2 separate regions of the Mus musculus genome follow, and region 1 is linked to region 2. Evidence: chromatin loops called from intact Hi-C (ENCODE). Cell type or tissue: left cerebral cortex. All regions are shown on one strand. Links, peaks and the distances in the headings refer to the core of each region. The heading gives the core; the rest is flanking DNA.

Region 1 (5,383 bases), core at 126-5,125, 850 kb before region 2:
GCTAAACAAGGAAGAGAAGAACTCTAAGGGACATGAATAAATATTAGAATGCTAAGGAAAAGAAGGAGGAAGGGAAGGAAGAAAGTACCCCAGTTTCTAAGAGCAATTATGTGTGGTTAGATTACATTTGCTACAGAGTATTTGATACATACAAAATGCATGCAGTGTTTGTGTGTTATATACCTGTGTACAGTGGTCACACACATGTTGGGAGCCTATAAAGTAGTTTTTGAGAGCCTTTTGCTTTAAAAGGTAGGAGTCAGGCCATGGGTGATAGGATATGTATGTGCCATGCCCTGGGTGTCCTAGCACCAAACACACATAAACACAAAAATAGTATAAATCTATCAGCTGATGGGGAGGGCGCCTTGATTGCTCTAACCAGTAGAATATTACTAGAAGTAATGTGCCAATTTCTTGATACAGGCTTTTCAGAGACTGAAAGCTTCTACTTTCTGCCTCAAGTGTGGTCATGGAGCCCAACACACATGCCATGAGAAGTTTAATCCACACAAAGAGACTGGATGTGGACATGCCAGTTATCATTTCCAGCTGCAACCATCAGCAACTATCCAGGTGAACAAAGTTGGATTTTATAACAAGATAAAATGCAAGACTCCTCCCTGCTTCCTGACCGCTCCGAGGCAAACAGTCTCCTTTACACACCCTTGCTAACAGGGGACTGCACTTCACCTCAGATGCAAAGTAATGGAGCCAATTAAGCTTGGGCAGAAGTCTCCGAAACTGTGGGGCAAAATAAATCTTCCCTTTAGAAAATCAGGATGTCAGACGCCGCCATGATCATCCCGGTGCGCTGCTTCACCTGCGGGAAGATCGTCGGCAACAAATGGGAAGCCTACCTGGGTCTGCTGCAGGCCAAGTACACGGAGGGGGATGCCCTGGACGCTCTGGGCCTAAAGCGCTACTGCTGCCGCCGCATGCTGCTAGCACACGTGGACCTGATTGAGAAGCTGCTGAACTATGCACCCCTAGAGAAGTGACCGCTGGAGCCTGCCCTCCTCTGTCTCCTGCTGGCCACGGGCAGCCTGTCGTGCTATGTTCAAACTGAGCTATTGGGGATGTTGGTGTATTGCCTGGCTGTGGCCCTGTGGCTAAGTCCTGTTACCCTGGAAGGAACTGTTTAGTAAAGATGTTTGCAGAACCACCAAAAAAAAAAAAAAAAAAAAAAAAAAAAGAAAGAAAATCAGGATGCTAAGTATATAATGAATAAAATTTGATGTGTTGGCTTTACATTACAACTGGTTTACAAAGCCATCTGGATTCGGTTCCATTCTTATCAACAAAAGATCAGGATGATTAATAAGGCTCAAGTAAATAAATCAACAAGTTAAAGAATAAAAAGAAAACCTTAAATATTTTTGTTAGTTTATCTTATCCATTGTTATCTCAAAAACTACAAGTCACAAGCTATTCATTATTCATTCCTCACAGGCTTACATTACTACTGCAAGATCCGTGCAATGCCCAATATCTGGGCAAAAGAGCAGGAATATACATTTTAGGATCAACAGTGATACAGTGGCATAATTAAGTTATATACTAATTCATATTCTTAAATAAGCATACATACAGCCAACAGCACCTTAATTAGGCCAGTGCTCTATAGATGAGAAACTACCTAAATCCAACATGATTGACTTTCACCAGGGAGTCTTAAACAGAAAGAGTGAAATACTAAAAAAAAAGCAGATATCTTTAAAACAGAAACAAAAACCAAAAACTACCACCACCAACAATACACCGAGCCTGGCAGTGGTGGGCAGCACTCGGGAGGCAAAGGCAGGCAGAACTTTGAGATCAAGGGCAATCGTGGTTTAGAGTGAGTTCCATAATAGCTATGGCTGCACAGACAAACTGTCTCGAGAAAAAAAAGAAAGAAAGTAAGAAAAAAAGAAAGAGAATAAAGCCACCAAAACCAAAAAATAACACATGGAATTTTTAATGAAGTAGGATAATATACACAACTAAGAATACTCTAAGATTTAAAAAGAATACCCTTGCCAGGAGTGGTGCTTGATGCAGTTTTATCCATCTCTGGAGCCAAGGGAGGAAGGTTTCAGTGAGTTTGAGACAAGTCCTGTTTACATAGTAAGACCTTGTGGGTGGTGGCGGGGAACAACCAAGAATTACACCCTTTAGCTAGGCATCGTTTTGATCCGAAACCCTAGAGCTTTTTAATAAATATGAAACTCCTTAGATTCTGCAACACCTCTGTGAGTCACGTAAATATTTCTTGAATGACTGACTCAAGGTCATAGGCAGAAAGCAAGAACAAAACATAGGAACAGGGTCTGCAGCTTTGTGGGTAAAGGAATATCATTGTGATTTGGGGTTGACAACTCTCTCGGTACATCAGATGTGAAGGGAACTTGTCAGTGCCACAAGTCTACAAACGAAGAAACATTTTTAAGAAAAGAAAATGCCCTCTTTGAAGAAGTTTTAAGTGTGGTGAGTTTACTTAACTCAATTTTTGTACTTCACTGAAAACATGCGTGACCCGGGTAAAGGGGAATAGGGAAAACATGACAAATGGTCGTATTAAGGCCTGGGGTTGTAGGTAGCACAAAATGAGAAAAAAGGAAGCAAAAGGAAGGAGTCCAAAGTTGGGTCTAGTGTCCAACAGAAAGGAGAACTGGTCAAGGCCACCCTCTGAGACCGGCAAACTACATCAAACTCGCTGGGCACCGTAGGAGGGGGACGGGAGCGACCAAGAGTCGGGCCCTCCCTGGACCAGCCAGTTGTCTGGGGTTGTCCCACCCCTCCGCGGACAGGGCTCGTCTCCCGGATGACCAGCAGCTGGAGGACGCCTTCCCCAGGAACCGGGGCCGGAGCCAGGCCGCACTCACCGCAGCGCCCGCGCTCCGCTAACACCGGCCTCCTCGCCTGACGCCCATCGCCCACCACCAGAAGGAGAACGAGCCTTCGCTCTCAGACGCACGGCAGCGCAGCTCATCCCCTCTTCCCGATTCGCATTGCGTGGCGACGGGTCGCGTCTCGAAACGTCACGGCGAGGGCGGAGCTTCCAGTGAACCCTGTAACTCCGCCTTTCTGTCCCGTAGGGAGGGACATCAGGGCGGCCCTCTCCGGAAGGGTGAGCGCCGAACCGGCCTGAGCATGCGTCGGAAGGACAGTTTGAGCTGGTGCGGGACGGAAGCGCGCGTGCTGCGCTTCCGGTGTCCTCGCGCGTCTCTTTTCCGGGTGGAAGTCAGTTCAGATTGTGTCACATTGTGACTTGGAGCTGTCCACGGAGGAATCGAGGATATTTTGGCGCCTCTCAATAGTGCATTTTTCCCGTCAGATCGGACATTAGGGGGAAAATACGGGGAGAGGATTGATACCTTCTAAAACTTGGGAATAAACATTCTCCAAAGCCAAGCCTCTGGTTAAAGAACAGACGTGTTTGGAAAACACATTGCACAAACACCGTCAACATTTCCAAAAGGACCAGTCTTACAAAGCTGGGGTTTGAACTCTTTGGAGAGTTGTCTTGTGGAGAAAAGATGGGCTACTCGTGGACATAAAAATTGCTTAAGAGTGGAGTTGTTTTCCCTGGTCACTAAATCCGTTGGGACAGTCCAACTTTTTAATGCATGTCAAATCTAAAAGCACAGCTCTACTAAGTATATAAAATGAAAATACTTAGCAGATAGGCTGCCATTAAACGTTAAAGAGTAGTAAGCATCCAGTCTACCAACCTTTAAAATAAACCTTAGTTTCGTTTCCATTACAATTAGCTACATGCAAAGGTATTCTTGTGCTGGGCGGTGGTGGCACACGCCTTTAGTCCCAGCACTTGGGAGGCAGAGACAGACGGATTTCTGAGTTCGAGGCCAGCCTGGTCTACAGAGTGAGTTCCAGGACAGCCAGGGCTACACAGAGAAACCCTGTCTCGAAAAACCAAACCAACCAAACAAACAAAATCTTGCATTTCTCCTTTAAAAAATCAACACTAAATTATATACTATTTGTTCTCCCTAGACAAGTAAAGACTGGTGTGATTTGATACCGTGCAATGCTGGGAACTACTGGATAAAAGCCTCAAATGTTTTTTTTTTCCCCCTCATAATTAAGGAAGAAATTGTTTTTTTGAGGATGGATTATTTTAGGAAAATGTTTTTTCTCTGCTCAGCTTTGTGGAATTGAGTAAGGAAAGAAAAACTTAGAGCTGAATGTGAGAATAAGTATAAAACACATGGAGAACATTTTGGGGTGCTCTGACAATTGGAAGGAGGTAGGACTGAAAGGAAGAGAGACATCATTGGAGTGTATCAGTGAAAATTTTCTCTGAGCCCAACAAGATGCGTGAAGTCCTTACCAGGTAAACTTGGCAATCTGAGTTTGATTCCTGGAAAACACACACACACACACACACTCACGCACACACATGAGTTGTATACACACATGTGAGTTGTCCACACACACACACACACACACTCATGCACACTCACTCACACACGTGAGTTGTCCACACACACACATACTCACACACACGTGAGTTGTATACACACACACACACACACACACACACGAGTTGTCTTTTGATCTCCATGTGCTTCCCCTCCCAGAGAACAATATTTTTTTTTAATCTCTGAAGATGAGGTCCCAGAAACGCTTTTAACAAATACTGCTTTTTAATATTCACCTACAGTTTTTTAAACAATTTTATGTATTTATGCATGTGATGCCTTCTGAGGCCATGTTAGTTGTGAACCACCCAACATGGGTGCTGGGAGCTGAACCTTTGTCCCCTTGAAGAGCAGCAAGAGCTCTTAGCTCTTGAGCCATCTCTCCAACCCATACCTATAGTTATTTTATTTGCATTGATGTAATTCTGGTTCTATCTCGTCCCACTCCTAGCAAACAGAATTCTTCCTCCTTCACTAACATCTCAGCTGCTGATTTTGCTAGAAATCACAAATCATTTGCATGAGTTTCTGTGTAAATGGAGGAAGAAGTAGATGTGTGGGTCAACGGGTACCAAACATAAGGTACAAGAAATGGCAAGATAATCCCCAATTTGAGCCATGCAGTAAAAGCAGAAAGACTGAAGATATCTCCAGATTACTAATAAACATCCTGGGGTGAGATTTGAGCTTTTCAATACTTATGGAATGAGAAATCTTAACGAGGAGGGACAACTGGATGAAAATATGCTCCTTCAATTGTATTGTAGGACATGGGTATGTACAGGACAAAGCTGTCTAAACTGTGAAGCAGGAAAGAGTGGGTGTGCTGGAGGAATTGCAAGAAGTTGAACGTGAACCCATAAGTGAAAATCTCCAGACCCATGTGATGGCGTTGCAATCAAATAGGCATGACAAGAGCAGTGTATAAAGTCATCTGTTTGTATATGAGTAGCATA
Region 2 (5,352 bases), core at 353-5,352:
CCCAGCTCAAAACATAAAAAAAGAAAAAAAAATCAATGTTAATGATATACAATGCAAAATCGTTTGAAGACTTATTTTTTAACATTCTGAATGTACAGCTATAAATTGTGTTCACAGTGTTTTCAATATAAAAATAATACAATCGTTGACCTTAACGTCTTCTGACAAGATTTTTAGAACCAAGCAATTTCTGGCTTAGAAACAAAACCAAAAGTATCCTGTTCTCCAGTGGATTCAGAGAAAAGCTGGTAATGACATCAGGTACAACTTCAGAAGTCACTGGAGCACAGCCAAGCGGGGTCTGTAAGGATTCAACCCGAAGGTGTGAATGTTAATGCTGAACTGTGCTCAACATCAGCTGTGCATGATGAAGATAAAATCAGGTAATTTTGTTTGATTTGGTTTTGTTTTTTTGTTTTTACCTTTGGTAATTTGGGCATGTTTAATTCATCTGTATAGATAACAATTGGGCCTAAATTCTAACCTATATCTACTTTATAACTTTATAGCATTTGTGTACAGAATTTGGAAGGTTTCTCCAAAAAGGGGGATTGCCTTATTTCCACATTTTTCTTCACTCTGAACTCTAATGGTTTTCTGCGACAATGCATTTTTAAAAAATCTGTCACCAACTGTTACTTTCATTTCATCCTAAAAGCAGTTAATGCACGTTTGTGATTCATTAAATAATTGAACAATTGATTAGTGCATATCCAAACCGGGATATCCACAGAACTGTTTTTGTTAACTACAAACATAACTTTACTAGACAATTGTGTTGCTGTAAATACACCACTGTAAAAACACCACTACAGGGTGTTGAAAGAAAACACATAGATAACAATGGTAGAGGCACGCTACCTTTCAGATAGGTCGGGCATGTTTCATTAGAAACAGACGGTTCCAGAGTCCCAGGCAAGGAAGGAGACAGTTCCCTCACCTAGGACGCTGGATACAGCTAGAAGGTTTTCGAAGCCCCTCAGATAGGACCCGCAACGCCCGATTTCGTAGTTGCTACGCTTAGTTGCTAAGACACAAACTGTCGCTCAGGAAGAGCCGGCTGTGCCCTCCCTTTGGGAGCCGTAGTAAATCATCTCAGGGTCGAGCGCTTTAGTTCCGGAATGAGCTTTATCTTCTCCTGGAGAGACCGGAAGACGAGGAGACTCGGGAGTGACGCTTCTGGGCCGCGGAGCACTGTGGGAGGAGGCTGTCTCTAATTTCTCCTCTCCCCCTCCCCCCTCCGGCCAAGATGTCTGACATGGAGGATGATTTCATGTGCGATGATGAGGAGGACTACGACCTGGTGAGGCGCAGGGAGCGGGCGGGGGCTGGAAGTGGGATGTGGCGGTGGTGCCAAGGCCGAGAGGCTGCAGCTCCCTCCCGGGGCTCGTCGGCCCGGTTCCGCCCTGCCCAGGGACAGGTTTCCCTCCTCGCCTGGCGTCGCGGGCCTGTGGGGCCTGGGAAGAGAGGGAGAGAGGCGGCGGGGCCGCCCTGGACGCTGGGCCCAGGGATAGCGCGGGTGACTGGCCGCGGCCGGTTCTCGGCGCCTCTCTGCCCGCCACCGAGCCTCCACGGCCCGGCGCTTAGGTCTGGGCCCTAGGGGGCCCATCTCTTCTCCACTCTGGACCTGAGCCGGTGCCAGATGCTGGAAGAGTGAAAACTGGAAGAGGGGGGTGGTCCATCCTGCTCCCAGACCTGACTGCGAAACTCGGGAGTCTCCCCCAAAACAGCCTAAGAGTCTCGCCCAGGGTCAGTTTGGGTCCCAGGTTAAGGCTCAGAGCAAGAGTAGGAGGAGTAGTTAAACGACTCGTCCCGTCCTCTAAAACATGACAAGCTCCGAAGAAAGATTTGCTTTTTGTTTGGTTGGACTGGGGAAAGGTAGGGGTTAAGGGAATTGGAACCAATGATCTTTTTCCTTGATTTAAGAAATTTCCCAGCATCCGTGTTTGAATCATCAATGGCATAAAAGTAAACAAACTTGCCTAGTTTGATTGGTGATTTCTTTTCCATTTAAGGTTTAATTGTGAATGGATTTACAGGTTTTAAACTGTACCCCATGATTTATGTTGATAGTCCAAAACGCATGCCTGTGTAAGAACTAAGAAAATTATCTTGATCCCAAAATTAGTGTCAGTTTTGTTTCTTAATTGGGAAGCAATTGTTCGGTTTTTAGAAAAATCCGATGATAGTGCAAGCTGTGGTGTACATGCTTGGAGAAGTCTGGGTCGTCTTTTTTCTTTTCTTTTCTTTTCTTTTTTTAATTTTGAGGTTTATTTATTTTATGTATATGAGTACACTGTCTTCAGGCACACCAGAAGAGGGCACCAGATCCCATTACAGATGATTGTGAGCCACATGTGGTTGCTGGGAATTGAACTCAGGACCTCTGGAAGAGCAGTCAGTGCTCTCAACCTCTGAGCCATCTCTCCAGGCCCTCTTTTCTTTTAAGTGTCACATTCTCAAAGCATTAATATTTTTATTTTGAGGTAATGGTGTAACATCTTTGTATAGATGAATCTGTAAATCATTTGCAATTTTTAAAAAAGGTTTTCATTTTACAGAAAGACATATTTTGCAGAAGGAAGTGCTGTGACTGGAGAGTCATAGTAGATGCTTGGTGATTTCAATACAGAATTTTGTTATTTATTCAATCACAAGGTAGTTGTAAACAGATACTAAACTCTTGTTTTGCTTTTGTTTCCATTACAAGTAGTTTTTAAATTGTCAGATATTTCTTTTGAATGTTTGTAATTTTAGCTGGTAGTGTTTTTAAAATTTTCACTTACCTCCTTTCCTAATAGTCTATGAAATACATGAACTTTTAGATAAATGAATATTAGCACTGGGATTAACTTAAAAGTACAGTGTAGGAATGAAAATGAGAATCTTTGAAATATTCTGTTAGACTTTACTCATTTGTGGACGTTTGTTGCTTTGTTTTGAGGCAGGGTCTCACTGTGTAGCCAAGGCTGGTTTGGCGCTCAGTGTGTTTCCTAGGTGTTGGGAGTAAAGGCATGCATCAGCACACCCTGCTTTGGAAGCTTTCTAATTAGACATACAGTGTTTGAACATGACTGCTTTCCCAGCATTTTTATGTCTATACTAAATGTATCCTAAATAAAGTTGAATATGCAGTTGTTTCAGCTTTAAAAAAAAAAAAAACTTAGAGTTAAGATTTTACTGTTGCAAAACTAATGAAATTTTTATTTTCTTCTCTGGGCATTATGTGAAATTAAATAGCTCTTCTCATCCATTTTTCATGTAGATACTATTCTAGATTCCCAGCTATATGTCAAGTAGTGAAAGGTGTTATATCTCTTTTACTAACAGTTAAAATTTTTGGCACGTGATGTCTTTCTGGTAACTGATGCCCATGTCCTGCGTGTTTGAAAGGATGAGGGTGGCTGTCATTCCATAGCTGCTAGAGATGGGTTTCTTTTATTTGAGTAATTATTTTGCCTGGATCTTTATCTGTTTCTTTTTATAGAAAGTCTACAAGGTTGACATCCTGTTTTAAGGAGGTTTCTCATTCTTTTTACCTTTTGAAACTTTACTTTTTGCCCAGGCTGCCCTGAACTTCTAGAATAGTAAGGATAATAGGCCTGGAATACCAGGCCACGCTAGTGTTTTTGTTTTGTTCTGTTTTTTTTTTTTTTTAAATGTGGTTGTTAGACGTTTAGTTATCACTTCATTTAAAATATTGCATGAGAGGTGGGGCTCATTCACTTGGTAGAGTGCTGGCCTCACATTCCAAAAGCCCTGGGCTCGGTCTTTAGCACTGAAGAACTGGATGTGGCAGCGTCCTGTATCACTTCAGGTCGAGAGAGGACGAAGCATCAGAAGCTCAAGGCCATTCTTGGCCACATAATGAGTTGGAGGCTGAACTTCATGATTCCGTTTTAGTTAATTGATTGATTAAAATGTTAATAGCACTGTGGGGCATTTCTGACCTCAGTGACACTCAGCATATCTTTATCTGTGGCCCACTCATGTTTTAATGCCCTAAGCCACCTTTTGTATTTGCCTAGTCTAGTGGAAAGAGGTGGCAAGAATACACCCTGAAAATTAAAGTTCTGTCTTGAGTATATTTTAATGCCCCCAAATTTTGCTTTTTTGTGTCTATTGGGTGGGGGATGAGGTTTAGTTTCAGAATGTCCAACAGACTCTCTTACCACAGTAGCACACTAACACATATACCACTTGTGTGCACAAACATAAAAGTTTGCACTATCAGTTCTCTGCCCAGTTCTTAATACACTCACAAAAGCAACCAAGTTAAATGTCGGCCTCCCCTTTATTTATTTAATCAGGATATAGCTTATGTGTTATTCTTAATGTATCTAAAATATTTCACAGATATTTACTCTGTGTGTGTGTGTACATACATGCATGCTATGCCATACATGTAGAGGTCATTAGACAACTTGTGGGTGCCTGTTCTTTCCTAACCTGTAGATTGTATAGATAAAGTCCCAGTTGTCCAGCTTGTCAGCAAGCACCTTTATCTGCTGAGCCCTCTTGACAACTCACTGCCCTTTTTACATTTCCAAAGATTATATGTAGGTTTGACTGCTTTCCTGATGGTAACAATTTGACCTGTTTTCAGTCTACAGTATTATAAAAAATGTGTGACTTTAAAAAAAATTAATTAAAAAGTAGGGATAGAGAGATGGCTCAGAGGCTAAGAGCACTGGCTGCTCTTTTACAGGACTCCAGTTCCCAACACTCATGTGGTGACTCACAGTGGTCTTTTACTCAGTGTTCTAGAGAATCCAACATCTTCTGGCCTCTGTAGCCCCAGGCATACACGTGGTGCACATGCATACATCCATGCAAATACTCCTGCACATAAAATAAATCTTAAAACTTTAACCAAAAATTATGTTATAAGGTAATTAGGATAAACTATTAATCAGGTAATGTTGTTTTAGGTTAAAAACAGATCACTAAAACCAAAAACCCTAACACTGATAAAGGTAGTTTTCTTCAGAAATGTTGTTATAATCCAGTCAGTATTGTTGGATACTGCCTATTAAAACTACAGTAGAGGGGAATACTAACTCTTAATAACACTTTTGTGAATTTCTAAAATGGTGTGTTAGTTTATTGGTATATTTTGTGTAAAGAATTTCGGAGTTTTACACAAGGATAGCTAAAATAAGTAATGGGCAACTCTTGTGTAGTAATGATCAAATTAAATCAATGATTTGTGTGTTAAATCATTAGTGATAAGCATAAATACATACAGCACATAATAAAACATTTTCATAATGTACCATGGTGAGTTATATTTGTAAACCATGAACATCCAAAACATATTTGCACGTGTTCATTCTATCCATTGTGAATGCC

The links. Hi-C counts contacts between places; a loop is a spot of excess contacts. Peaks named below come from ENCODE experiments on the same cell type or tissue, not always from the same donor. Only the 100,000 strongest peaks of a DNase experiment are listed, where the experiment ranks them.
Region 1: a loop joins it to region 2, with 28 times the contacts of the local background. A loop is called at or near these places in 1 of 42 quality-filtered maps.

The regions. Positions count from the first base shown.
Region 1 is chr2:126,704,972-126,710,354 of GRCm38, reverse strand. It overlaps Usp8 (ubiquitin specific peptidase 8), which reads right to left and starts at 3,027. Exons shown (of 19, transcript NM_019729.3): 1 at 2,868-3,027. It also overlaps the pseudogene Gm10774. In left cerebral cortex, for the core only: no CTCF peak of the experiment used is centred there; a DNase peak (open chromatin) is centred at 3,066; H3K4me3 peaks cover 1,994 bases; H3K27ac peaks cover 1,051 bases.
Region 2 is chr2:125,854,887-125,860,238 of GRCm38, reverse strand. It overlaps Cops2 (COP9 signalosome subunit 2), which reads left to right and starts at 1,157. Exons shown (of 13, transcript NM_009939.3): 1 at 1,157-1,303. The coding sequence starts at 1,250. It also overlaps a transcript of Galk2 not described here. In left cerebral cortex, for the core only: a CTCF peak has its summit at 2,336 (motif pointing right); a DNase peak (open chromatin) is centred at 1,164; H3K4me3 peaks cover 2,139 bases; H3K27ac peaks cover 818 bases.